2 separate regions of the Homo sapiens genome follow, and region 1 is linked to region 2. Evidence: chromatin contacts called from ENCODE Hi-C or POLR2A ChIA-PET data. All regions are on one chromosome and are shown on one strand. The core of a region is the stretch at or near the end of the contact, and the rest is flanking DNA. Distances in the headings are between cores, read along the strand shown.

The links. Hi-C counts contacts between places; a loop is a spot of excess contacts on that map. ChIA-PET counts read pairs that join two places held with the same protein, here RNA polymerase II (POLR2A). Pooled maps may share reads with other maps.
Region 1: a loop to region 2 is called in a map with no recorded cell type, with 8 times the contacts of the local background. The contact joins two enhancer-like sites. A Hi-C loop is called at or near these places in 1 of 168 maps with a recorded cell type or tissue (HepG2), 1 of 37 single-sample maps with no recorded cell type and 5 of 50 pooled maps. POLR2A ChIA-PET finds 5 or more read pairs at or near these places in 6 of 52 experiments (Caco-2, H1, HepG2 and 2 more).

The regions. Positions count from the first base shown.
Region 1 is chr5:16,783,926-16,789,681 of GRCh38, forward strand. All of the region lies in intron 4 of MYO10 (myosin X), which reads right to left. Among named protein-coding and RNA genes, the nearest start is that of MYO10, 150 kb to the right of the region's middle. Within about 2 kb of position 1,351, at least 2 of the 41 ENCODE cell types and tissues checked have a DNase peak (open chromatin) inside an H3K27ac peak, as active enhancers do.
Region 2 is chr5:16,722,551-16,728,525 of GRCh38, forward strand. All of the region lies in intron 19 of MYO10 (myosin X), which reads right to left. Among named protein-coding and RNA genes, the nearest start is that of RETREG1, 110 kb to the left of the region's middle. Within about 2 kb of position 4,226, at least 3 of the 41 ENCODE cell types and tissues checked have a DNase peak (open chromatin) inside an H3K27ac peak, as active enhancers do.

The DNA of each region.
Region 1 (5,756 bases), core at 101-2,600, 58 kb after region 2:
AAGGCAATGAACCTGCGGGTACACAACCCACACTAACTCATGTTATTCCCACAATAATCCCATGAGGGAAGCATGGCTGAGTGTCCGAGTTGGACTCTTAATGCCAGCTCGGCCTGATCCAAAGTCCTGCCAAGGTCACGTGTTAGTGATAGTTAAGGACAAGTGAACAAAAAATCCAGAGGGAAGGGAGGCAAAGGACAGAAGTAAATAAGGGATGAGTTATGCCTTAAAAGACCAGCAAACATGAGTCAGGCCAAGAAAGCACAGAAACCACAGAAGCTGGGAAAGATTCTTATGGGAGAATGAGATCCAGGTCTGGTTAGGTCAGCTGGGCTGAGACGAAAGGCGGCAGAGAAGATGAGCTGAGGTTCAGCTGGATGCTTCAGAGGCAAGTGCAGGAGCTGGAGGGTGGTGATGACCTCATCAAGGCCACCTGTAGGAAACGCAGCTCTGGAGGAAAAGCTCTAGAAGGACCGAAGGGTCCCTCGGGAGACCAGCTGCTGCCGTTGTTTAGGCCCGCGGTGGCCAGGTCCCAAACACAGTTAACAAGGCTGGAGACGGAGAGGAAGATACGGACATGAGAGAGACTTGAACGGAGAAACCCCATCCATCTGGCATATGGCACCATGCTTGGTGTTGTGCAGAGAACAGAAGTAGCAAAGAGGCTGGAAACTTACAAGAAAGGTAAACTGAAGGGATAAGCAAGAGCACAGCCATACAAACGCCATCACGAGGCAGCACGCTGACAACCGCTGAATGGTGGGATGGGCAGATGAGCCCCTTTTGCGTTCTAAAGAGAAGTCCTGTGGAGTACCAAGAGCTGGGACGTTATCAAGAAAGAGGAATTTTGCTAAAAATGTGAATCAATTGCATGTAATAAAAGAGAAGAAATGACTCAGAGATGACGCCAACATGCCGGGCTGGGTGCAGGGGTCCCAGGGATCTCCACTGGTCTAGACAACCACAGTCCTTTCACCTGCTCTGCTAGCGACAGGCCTGGGCAGGGGCCAGTGTCACGATTCCACAAAGACATAATGTCGTAATGTCAAGGGTACTGTGGGCTCCTAGGGGAGGTTTGCGCGCACACACACGACACTGGGCGGAAATGTCCCTTTTGCGGCAGACAACAAAGATCTGACGATCTAAACCTGTCTTGAAATCATAAAGCAAAAGCCAAGAAAATCAGAGGCAAGCCCAGCCGGGGCGGGGGCTGAATCCACATCCCTGAAACTGCCCTGCCTCATGTAGTCTGAAATAGTAAAAGGCAGCATAAATTAGGCCACCTTTAGTTGGGGTTTCCCTTACCAGCCACCAGAATCTTCCCAGTACAGAGCTTAGCATACATTGAATAACTGGCATCTGCTCGGCCCAGTGCCTGGCACGGGGGAGGCATTCAACAACAGTGCACAGAATGACTCACAGAAACCAAGAGAGACAGTTTCAAGGAACGATTTAAATCATCTTCCATATTTAAAACATATCTATATTGACGCGACAGCTGTTGGTGGCTGAGTTATTAAAACAAAAACTAGAAGGTTAAGTTGTCTAGTGAAAATGGTGAGGCCGAAACAATGTTATGTGTTCCTCAACCTACCTCTTTATCCTCGGGCACACAGAAGCCGAAAACATTTAGACTCCCTTGCAGTAAAAACAGCAGGCAGAGGCCGGGCACTGTGGCTTGCGCCTGTAATCCCAGCACCATGGGAGGCTGAGGCGGGTGGATTACTTGAGGTCAGAAGTTTGAGACCAGCCTGGCTAACATGGTGAAACCCTGTCTCTACTCAAAATACAAAAATTAGCCGGGCGTGGTGGCGCACGTCTGTAATCCCAGCTACATGGGAGGCTGAGGCAGAAGAATCACTTGAACCTGGGAGGTGGAGGTTGCAGTGAATGGAGATCACACCACTGCATTCCAGCCTGGGCAACAGAGCCAGACTCCATCTCAAAAAAATAATTAAAAAAAACAAAAAAACAAAAAACCCGGCAGGCAGGCAGTAACAAGGGGACCAAGTGTAGCCAGTTGAACAACTGAGCCATGGGGCTATCAGCCACTTCTATGCCTGGTAGCTAAAAACCCCCTTCACAGTCCTCTGGGCTCCACCTTCCGCTTGCCACCTAAGTGTCCTCAGAGATGGTACATCTCCCAAGCAAAGAAGCCTACAGAGTAGACTCGAGTCCCTCCCCTACCCACCAGGGGCCGGAGAGGAGCAAGAAATAGACCATCCCTGTGTTACACCCCTAAGATTTGATGGCTGTCTGTCATAGCAGCCAGCCTACCTTGGCTCACCGAATATGGCAAAAATACAATTATGGAGAAGATACGATACTCTTCAAACTCTACAGCAGAGGCTTGGTCAAAGAAAGAAAACCCAGGATTCTCGTCGTCATAAAGATGCTTCAAGAGTGTATGACACATTGAGAAAAAATACGGCTGGAAATGGACCAAGTCATGGATATCAATCTCTGTCAATCTCTTATACAGGTGGAAGATCTCCTATCTGAAATGCTGGGGACGAGAAGTGTTTCTGATTTCAGATTCTGGATTTTGAGAATATCTGCATTACACCAACTGAGTAACCCTAAATCTGAAAATATGAAATCTGAAATGGTCAAGAATCTGAAACTTTTTTTTAGTGCCAACATGACATTCAATAGAAATGTTCTTTGGGGTTCTTTGGGGCAAATTTTCACATGAGGGATGCTCGACCAGTATAATGCAAAGATTCCAAAATCCAAAAACATTGGAAAAAACCTGAAAGCTGAAATATGCCTAGCCCAAAGCATTTTGGATAAGGGATACTCAAGCTGTGCAAGTAAAACTTGGAAAAACCCTCAGATTTGCACAGAGCTCTACGGTGGTGGCTCTCAACCCTGGCTGCATATTAGAATCACCTAATAGGTCCCTCGTCCAAACCTGTGGGTGTAGAACTCTGTCATTTTTATTTAAAAAAAAAAATTTTTGGCCGGGGGCAGTAGCTCACATCTGTAATCCTACCACTTTGGGAGGCCAAGACAGGGAGATCACTTAAGGTCAGGAGTTCGAGGCCAGCCTGGCGAACATGGTGAAACCCCGTCTCTACTAAAAATACAAAAATTAGCCAGGCATGGTAGCGGGTGCCTGTAGTTCCAGCTACTCAGGAGGCTGAGGCAGGAGAATCACTTGAATCCGGGAGGCGGAGGTTGCAGTGAGCAGAGATTGCATCACTGCACTCTAGCCTGGGTGACAGAGCGAGACCCAAGACCCTGTCTCTCTTTTTTTTTGAATGATTCTACTATGAAGCCAGGTTGAAGAACTGCTACTCTGGAAAGCAGCCTCACATAATTCAGATAGGACTCTACCAGGAGGTAAGTGGTGTCTACTCATATATTGGGCTGTGGAAGTGTTTTACAAACAACAGGGCAAAGAAGAAATATAATTAAATAACTCACAAACTGCTAAAACCCAGAAATATGCCAGATGTCCCGAGATACTAATGTCAAGGTCACAGACTCTGCAGGTAGTACATTTCTGTCTAACCCGTCTCCTCCTCCTCCAGCCTGCAGTTCCACTTGGTCCTCATTAGCCCAAGGCAATTACAGTTCTATGCCTTGTGCCAGCAGGCCAGCCAACACAAACACAGGCTTTGGCAAAAATGTGTGCATTCAGATTAACCAAAAGGAGCTTATATTGTTTTGTTTTGCTTTAAAAAAAAAAAAAAAAAAAAAAAAACTTTCTAACTATAATAATGAAAATGTGAAAACAAACCCAAAGCACTGATGGGGGGCCACAGGCTGTATTAAAAATTGTGAGAATTTTTTGTAAGCACAATGGAAAGTCACAAGACAGTTCCTAAGCAGGAGAGTGTCATGATCAGATTTAAGCTTCTAAAGGATCGTTCTTTTGTGTGTGTGTGTGTGAGTTTCGCTCTGTCTCCCAGGCTGGAGTGCAGTGGCGCAATCTTGGCTCACTGCAACCACCACCTCCCCAGGTTCAAGCGATTCTCCTGCCTCCCGAGTAGCTGGGATTACAGGCGCCTGCCACCACGCCCAGCTAATTTTTGTAATTTTTAGTAGAGACGGAGTTTCACCATGTTGGCCAGGCTGGTCTCGAACTTCTGACCTCAGGTGATCTACCCGCCTCGGCCTCCCAAAGTGCTGGCATTACAGGCATGAGCCACCAGGCCCCAAAGAATCATTCTGACTGTTGCGTGGAGAATGGACAGAAAGGAGGCAAGAGAAGAATCAGGGAGACCAAAAAGGTGATGCGGGAAGGGCCGCGGGGGCAGCAGAGATGAAGTGAGAGGCCCAAGAAAGACTGGAGGGAAAGGGACAGGATTGCTGAGGGGCCTGGCCAGGGGGTGGGCAGCAAGTGACAGGGAGGCATCAGGGATGACTCCTGGGGCCCCTGAGTGTTTGCTGGCGTGATGATTCAGGAATTGGTACCACCAGGTTTGTGCATTTGTCAAAACTCATCAAACTGGATGCTTATGACTGGCATACTTTACCGTGTGTAAGTTTACCTTAATTTGGTGGCGGCGGGGAAGAATCACTTCCAGATCTCAGGCTTGGGACAGGGTAGGATGGAGAGGCTACTGGCTGAGAATAGGAGGCACAAGAGGAGGGACAAGTTTCTGGGAGAAGATGATACTGACTTTAGAACATGCCACCCCTGAGACATCTCAGTGATGACACCTAAGGGGCACTGGGACTTAAGTCTGGGACTCAAATGAGAAGTTGAGGGTGTATAAACTTGGAGAGTCCTGCAGACTCAGAGAAGAAAACGCAGGTGGGTGAGAAGACAGCAGATGAAAAATGACTGAGAAGCTGAGGAGTGGCCGTGGAGAGCCAGGAAGAAATATAGGATGGGGCGCCATGGTGGGGGGCGTGGGGGCAGCTTGCTGAGACGAAGGAGTAGTTGAATGAGGCTGTGGAACCAAACGAGCATCTTTTGTATTTTTTTCCAAGATGGAACATACTAAAAGATTTTGAATAACGTCAACAATCCAGTTGAGAGAGAGGTCAAAGAATCCAGGGCAAGGAGGCTCAGAGATGCAGCAATGTCCTCGGGTGAGCAGAGAGGAGGGATCCATGACACACCTGAAGGAAAAGGAATCTGATACGAGCAGGGCCTTTGGTGCACAGGACACGCTAGCCTCCCAGCAGCACACATCAAGGCTGGCAGTTTTCTAGATCCAGCCCATGTGTCAGCAAACAATGGTCCTCAACTCTGACCTGCTGCCTGTTTTTATAAATAAAGTTTTATTGGAACACAGTGCAGGCTGTGCGTTGCATACTGAGTGCTTTCACACTACAAGGGCAGAGTTGATTAGTTGCAACAGAGGTGCTTTCGCCCACAAAGCCTAAAATATACACTCTTTGGCTCTTTACACAAAACTTTTTGCTGCCATCTATAACACTACTTAGAAATCAATTCCCTTGATCCACATGATTTTCTCAAAATATAAATCGGATCATTCCTTCAATTGTTAGATGAACTTGGGAAACTTCTCTACTGCCTAAAAGATTAACTCCAAAGGTCTTAGCAAGCCAAACAAAGCCCTTTTGTTTGGAAGCTGTACCAGAAAGTAGGATTCTGTTCTGGAAATACAGACTTCACTCATGCCTGTAATCTTAGCACTTTGGGAGGCTGAGGCAGGCAGATCATTTGAGGTCAGGAGTTGGAGACCAGCCTGACCAACATGGTGAAACCTCATATCGTAAAAATACGATAAAAAAAAGTTAGCCAGCCATGATGGTGCACGCCTGTAACCCCAGCT
Region 2 (5,975 bases), core at 2,976-5,475:
CAAATGATTTTTGAGCAATGTGCAAAGGCAATTAGAGAAAGGATAGTCTTTCTAACAAATGGTGCTAGAATAATTGGACAGCAATATGCAAAGATATAATCTAGATGTGGACATTACAACTTTCACAAGAATTAAGTAAATCATAGACCTATGTATGTAATGTAAATCACAAAACTATAAAACTCCTAGATGATAACATAGGAAATAATCTAGGTGGCTTTGGGGATAACTTTGATACAACAACAAAAGAATGTTCCCTTAAGGAAAAAATAGATGTGTAGGATTTCATTAAAATTAAAAACCTTCTTCCGAGAAAGATGCTGTTAAGGCAATGAAAGACAAGTAACAGACTGAAAAATATTTGGAAAATACACACTAAGAAAGACTGTATCAAAAATTTACAAAGAACACTTAAAACTAAACAATATGAAAATCCAATTTTTAAAATAAGCAAAAGATCTGAAGAGACACTTCACCAAAGAAGATAGGCTAATAAGCATATGAAAAGATATCACCTGTCATTGGGGAATTACAAATTAAAACAGGCCAGGCGTGGTGGCTCACGCCTGTAATCCCAGCACTTTGGGAGGCCGAGGCAGGCGGATCACGAGGTCATGAGGTCAGGAGATCGAGACCATCCTGGCTAACACAGTGAAACCCCGTCTCTACTAAAAATACAAAAAAAAAATTAGCTGGGCGTGGTGGTGGGCACCTGTAGTTCCAGCTACTGGGGAGGCTGAGGCAGGAGAATGGCGTGAACCTGGGAGGCGGAGCTTGCAGTGAGCCAAGGTTGCGCCACTGCACTCCGGCCTGGGTGACAGAGCGAGACTCTGTCTCAAAAAAAAAGAAAAAAAATTAAAACGATAATGAAGTACCACTACATACTTATTAGAATGCTTAAAATCCAGAAAATTGACAATATCAAATGCTAGCAAAAATGTGGAGCAACAAGAACTCTCACCCAGAATTGGCAGGAATGCAAAATGGTGCAGTCAATTTGGAAGACAGTTTCTTAAAAGCTGAACACAGTCTTAACACATGATCCAGCGACTGCCCGCTGAGGTATTTTCCCATTTAGGCAAAAACTTACGTCCACACAAAAATCTGCACATCAATGTTTATAGGATCTTTGTTCGTAACTGCCAAAAACTGGAAGCAATCAAGACATCCTTCAACAGGTGAATGGACAAAGAAACTACGGTATATCCATACAATGAAATATTATTCAAAAGCTATCAAGCCACAAAAAGATGCGGAGGAACCTCAAGTGCATACATAGTGCTAGGTGAAAGATGTCAGTCTGAAATGGCTATATACTATTTGACTCCAATTATATGACATCCAGAAAGAGACAAAACTTCAGAGACAGTAGAACAATCAGTGGTTGCCAGGGGTCGGGGGAAGGATGAAGAACTAAAGCACAGAGGAATTTTAGGGAAGTGACACTATTCTGTGTGATACTGTAATGGTGGATACATGACATCATGCATTTGTCAAAACTCGCGGAACTTTAGAGCACTAGAATAAACCTTTGGGGAAACCAAGAAATAATGTAGATTGTCACAAGAGAATCTAAATGAATCGACCTCACTAAACAGGGTGAGGGAAAAGACGCTGACTTAAATAACGCTGGAAACATATAGAGTCTATAAGACTAAAAGCATAAAGAACTGCATTTCAGCTCTGTACTATAGTTGATAAAGTTGTTTTCCCCAGGGGTATGGAGTCACAACTCTGGATACTACTGTACATGTACACTGGAATTAAACAAAAAAATGAATGGCAGATGATGGGAGCCAGGTTTCTTACTGTTGGAGCGAGAATTTTGCAAGAAAACCTAAACAAAACCCATTCTGTCCAACTGGATTTGATTTACTGTCATGAAAACAGCACAGAAAATCTCAGGGTCCTGACACTAGTTCAAATATGACTCTAAAGGAAGCCAGCATAAGGTCCAAGTAGCCCTCACAATGTGTTTCTAGAGAACATGCCCAAAACGCAGCTCGATACCCAGTTATTTTTTTTTAATGACTCACATGACACGACTGGAATGTGTTTCTATGGGGGTTCCACTGCAAGACGTCATGAAGTAACTCTTCAGTATAGTGTTTAATGAGGAGGGATGCAAAAGAAATTGGGAGATTACAGCCATCTCTTTTTCCCCACTAACTAATTTGTTGTTGTTAAATGAAAAAATAATACACGCAAAGGATCTGGGTGTATATATGCATATATAATACATACACATACATACATATACAAAAAAGCATCTGCCATAAAAACCCCACAGCTCTCCTGAGGAAGACCATTCGTACTAGTTTCCTGTGTCTCCTTCAGGCACAGTCAATGCATGTATAAACACAGTATGCATGTGTGTGTATATGCACGCTCACGTGTGTGCAGATAAATACACGCACTGCTTTTTTAAAAATGCAAATAAAAGTGTTCCACATTTTGCTTCTCTTACCTAACAGAATCTTAGAGACAGTTAACCTGTCAGGATATACAGTTCTCTCACCTTCTTCTTCTTTTTTTTTTTTTTTTTTTTTTTTTTGAGACAGAGTCTTCCTCTGTCATCCAGGCTGGAGTGCAGCGGCATGATCTCAGCTCACTGCAACCTCAGCCTCCCGGGTTCAAGCGATTCTCCTGCCTTAGTCTCCTGAGTAGCTAGGATTACAGACATGCATCACCATGCCTAGCTAATTTTGCTAATTTTTGTATTTCTAGTAGAGACGGGGTTTCACCATGTTGGCCAGGCTGGTTTCGAACTCCTGACCTTGTGATCTGCCTGCCTCGCCCTCCCAAAATGCTGGGATTATAGGGGCGAGCCACTGTGCCCAGCCAAAATACTACATCTTAAATTGAAAATCGAGTAATAAAAATAGCAACTACCCAGCCCTTGAACAGGAGCTATGTTTCTACCATTGAACTGAGCACTTTACATGTGCCCACTTAATCTTTACAACTACTCTATGAATTAAATCAGTCCATGATGATAAAATTAAGTGTGTGATATACATTTTTAAAAAAGCAATCGTGTGGGAAATGCTCTCAGCTAATATTTCCACAACACTCTACAATTTCCAAAGTACTTTACCTACAATTTGCTCTATCACCCTGTGAGGTGGGTAGGGCAGCCATTAATTAGCATTTTCATTAAATAGGGTCAAAGAATGTTGTGTGACCTGAGTCATATCATACAGCAATTACCAGGCCAGAGAAGCAACAGGTACCCCCTTTTTTTTTTTTTTTTGTGAGGCGGAGTCTAGCTCTGTCACCCATGCTGGAGTGCAGTGGCGTGATCTTGGCTCACTGCAGCCTCCACTTCCTGGGTTCAAGCGAATCTCCTGCCTCAGCCTCCCAAGTAGCTAGGATTATAGGCGCACGCTGCCACGCCAGGCTAATTTTTGTATTTTCAGTAGAGACAGATGACCATGTTGGCCAGGCTGGTCTCAAACTTCTGACCTCAAGGTGATCCACCCGCCTCAGCCTCCCAAAGTGCTGGGATTACAGGTGTAAGCCACCGTGCCCAGCCCACTCAAGTCTTTTAACATTAAATCCTTGCAGATCATGCCAGATCTCCCCTAGAGTGCAGTAGCACATCTGCTGACTGACAAGTTTACGTCCAAAGTGATACCATATTAGTGGCCACTATGGTCATCTGTGGACGATCATCAAGTCAGCATGGTTCCATTCTGGCACATAGGTTGGTTTGTATGTATGGATCTCTATGGTGGTGGTGGTGATGGTGGTAACAGCAGTACTAACACCACTAGTAGTAACAGTACAAGTAGTACTTCCAGCAGCAACATTAGTGGCAGAGGAATAACAAAAGCTATCATGTACCAAGGGCTTACTGTGTCAGCTTTCATTTAATTTTAGCAACTCTATGAGGTAGATATTATTGTCATCCCCATTCTACAGATGCATAACCTGAAGTGCAGGGTGGTTAATTAACTGTCTAGGGTCACAAGGCTCATGCTTAATTAACACAGCTGAGCTTCAAATCCAGGCATCGTGACAGCCAAGCCAGCACTAAGCACCACTAGCTATGCGGCTCTTCCTGAAAGGTGCAAATTCAGGAAAGGGGGAGTTCCTGTAGTTCCAACGTATTCATTATTTAACAATGGAGTATACTTCCTGGTACATATTTCCTGAATATTTCTGAATGAAATTTATCACAATAGCTATCTTGGTAGCAGCCCAAAATAGAAATCAACTTCTGAGCATTAAAACCCACGAGATGATACATTTAGTTAGAGTGAGGGCTTGTAAACCACAGCCTGCCAGCCATATCCGGCCTGCCACCTGTTCTTGTAAATAAAGTTTTATTGGAACACAGCCACACATTGTCTGTGACCACTTCCACAATACAATAGCAAAGCCTAAAATACTTACTATCTTGCCAGTTACAGAAGTTTACTAATCTCTTGAGTTAGAGAATAAAAGCTAGACAAACAGGGTGCTCAACTGGTGCAAATTGAGTTGTGCTCTAGAGATAATTACACACCAGATTTCAAAAACTTAGTATGAAAAAATAAAGTATCTCATTAATCATTTTGAAATTTATTACATGTTGAAAGGATAACATTTTGGATATAGTAAAAAAAATATGTTGTTAAAACTGCTTTCACAAAAAAAACAATTTTTTTTTACACTTCTAAATGTGGCTACTAGAAAACCTAAATTAGACATGGTGCTCACATTCTATTCCTATTGAACAGTGTTATTCTAAAAAGTTAGGGCTTCTGGTTTATAAGGACTTGGAGAGTAAAACAACAAGGCTTAAAATTCTAATTTGATTACAATTTTGTTTGATACCTGCAGCATGTTTTGTATAAATACACTGTCAGACTATTTTGATATAAGGCTTGCATGTTTAGAGACTAACACATATTCCTTTTCATAACATTACCCATTTTTCAAAGATAAAAAACAATGCTCATGCAAATACTGTGAAATAAAGGCCCCATGAAGGGTTCTCACGAGGCTAATGACTCTGAACAAATAAATCAAACACGAAGAATTTCCATTAACATCAAATAAAGTGTCAAATAATCTTTCAAGATCAAGACAATGATTCTCAAACAACATATAACTAACTACTTTCCCTAACAAATTTATATTTAGTTTTCAGGGATCCCCCAAAAGATTCCTAGGACATTAACTTTGATTTTTGTTTTTTAAAACAAACTGTTGAAGCCAGCATCTTCCTTGCCTATGGGGATGCTGAAACAGAGCCAGCGCTGAGGACAGAGCTGTAATAAAGCTGGATTAAACAAGATAAAACTGGGGCACATACACTCCGATCCTTCCCCCCAGCCCAAAAAAAAAAAAAAAAAAACTAGCAAAGAAATGCCTGGAAAAGCTATGCCTAACAGCTCTCCAGTGTTTAGTACAAGCCCTTTCTCTTTAATTATGTCCATGGGACATTCACTCATTTGAATCTTGGCTGCCTCTGTGCCTGGTCACATACTTGTTTCCAAAACACACAAGTGGCCTGAAAATCACGTGTTGAGCGTGTGATTGAATGCTTCCTTGAGCTCTAGGAACATAGGCCGCCCTCCGCCATGGCTTCTTCCTTCCATTCTGGTTTCTGCCTCCTGGCTTCCTGCCTTTCACAGCCCTGCACCTGCCGCTCCAACTTCCTCTCTCTCAATGGCCCTGCGTGTGCATGGACTACTGCACACGGCCAGGGTCGCTTGTCTCCTCTCCTGCACACTGGACAGATTTCTCAACTCTGCCTCCTTCTGCGGGCTGCCCTCTGGGGAAACCCTGTAGGCAGATCCCAAACTTCAGGCCACACACCAGCTTGCACACCAACTCCTTGGGGATGAGGTACCTGGGGACTTTCTTTTGGCTCCCACCCCTCCAGCTCTTTGGGAAGATAGAAAGCAGAACTGCCTTTTGCTGCAAAAAGGGAACCCCTGGATCGCCAAAACTAGAGCTTTTTAATTTTCAACACTGAAAAAAAA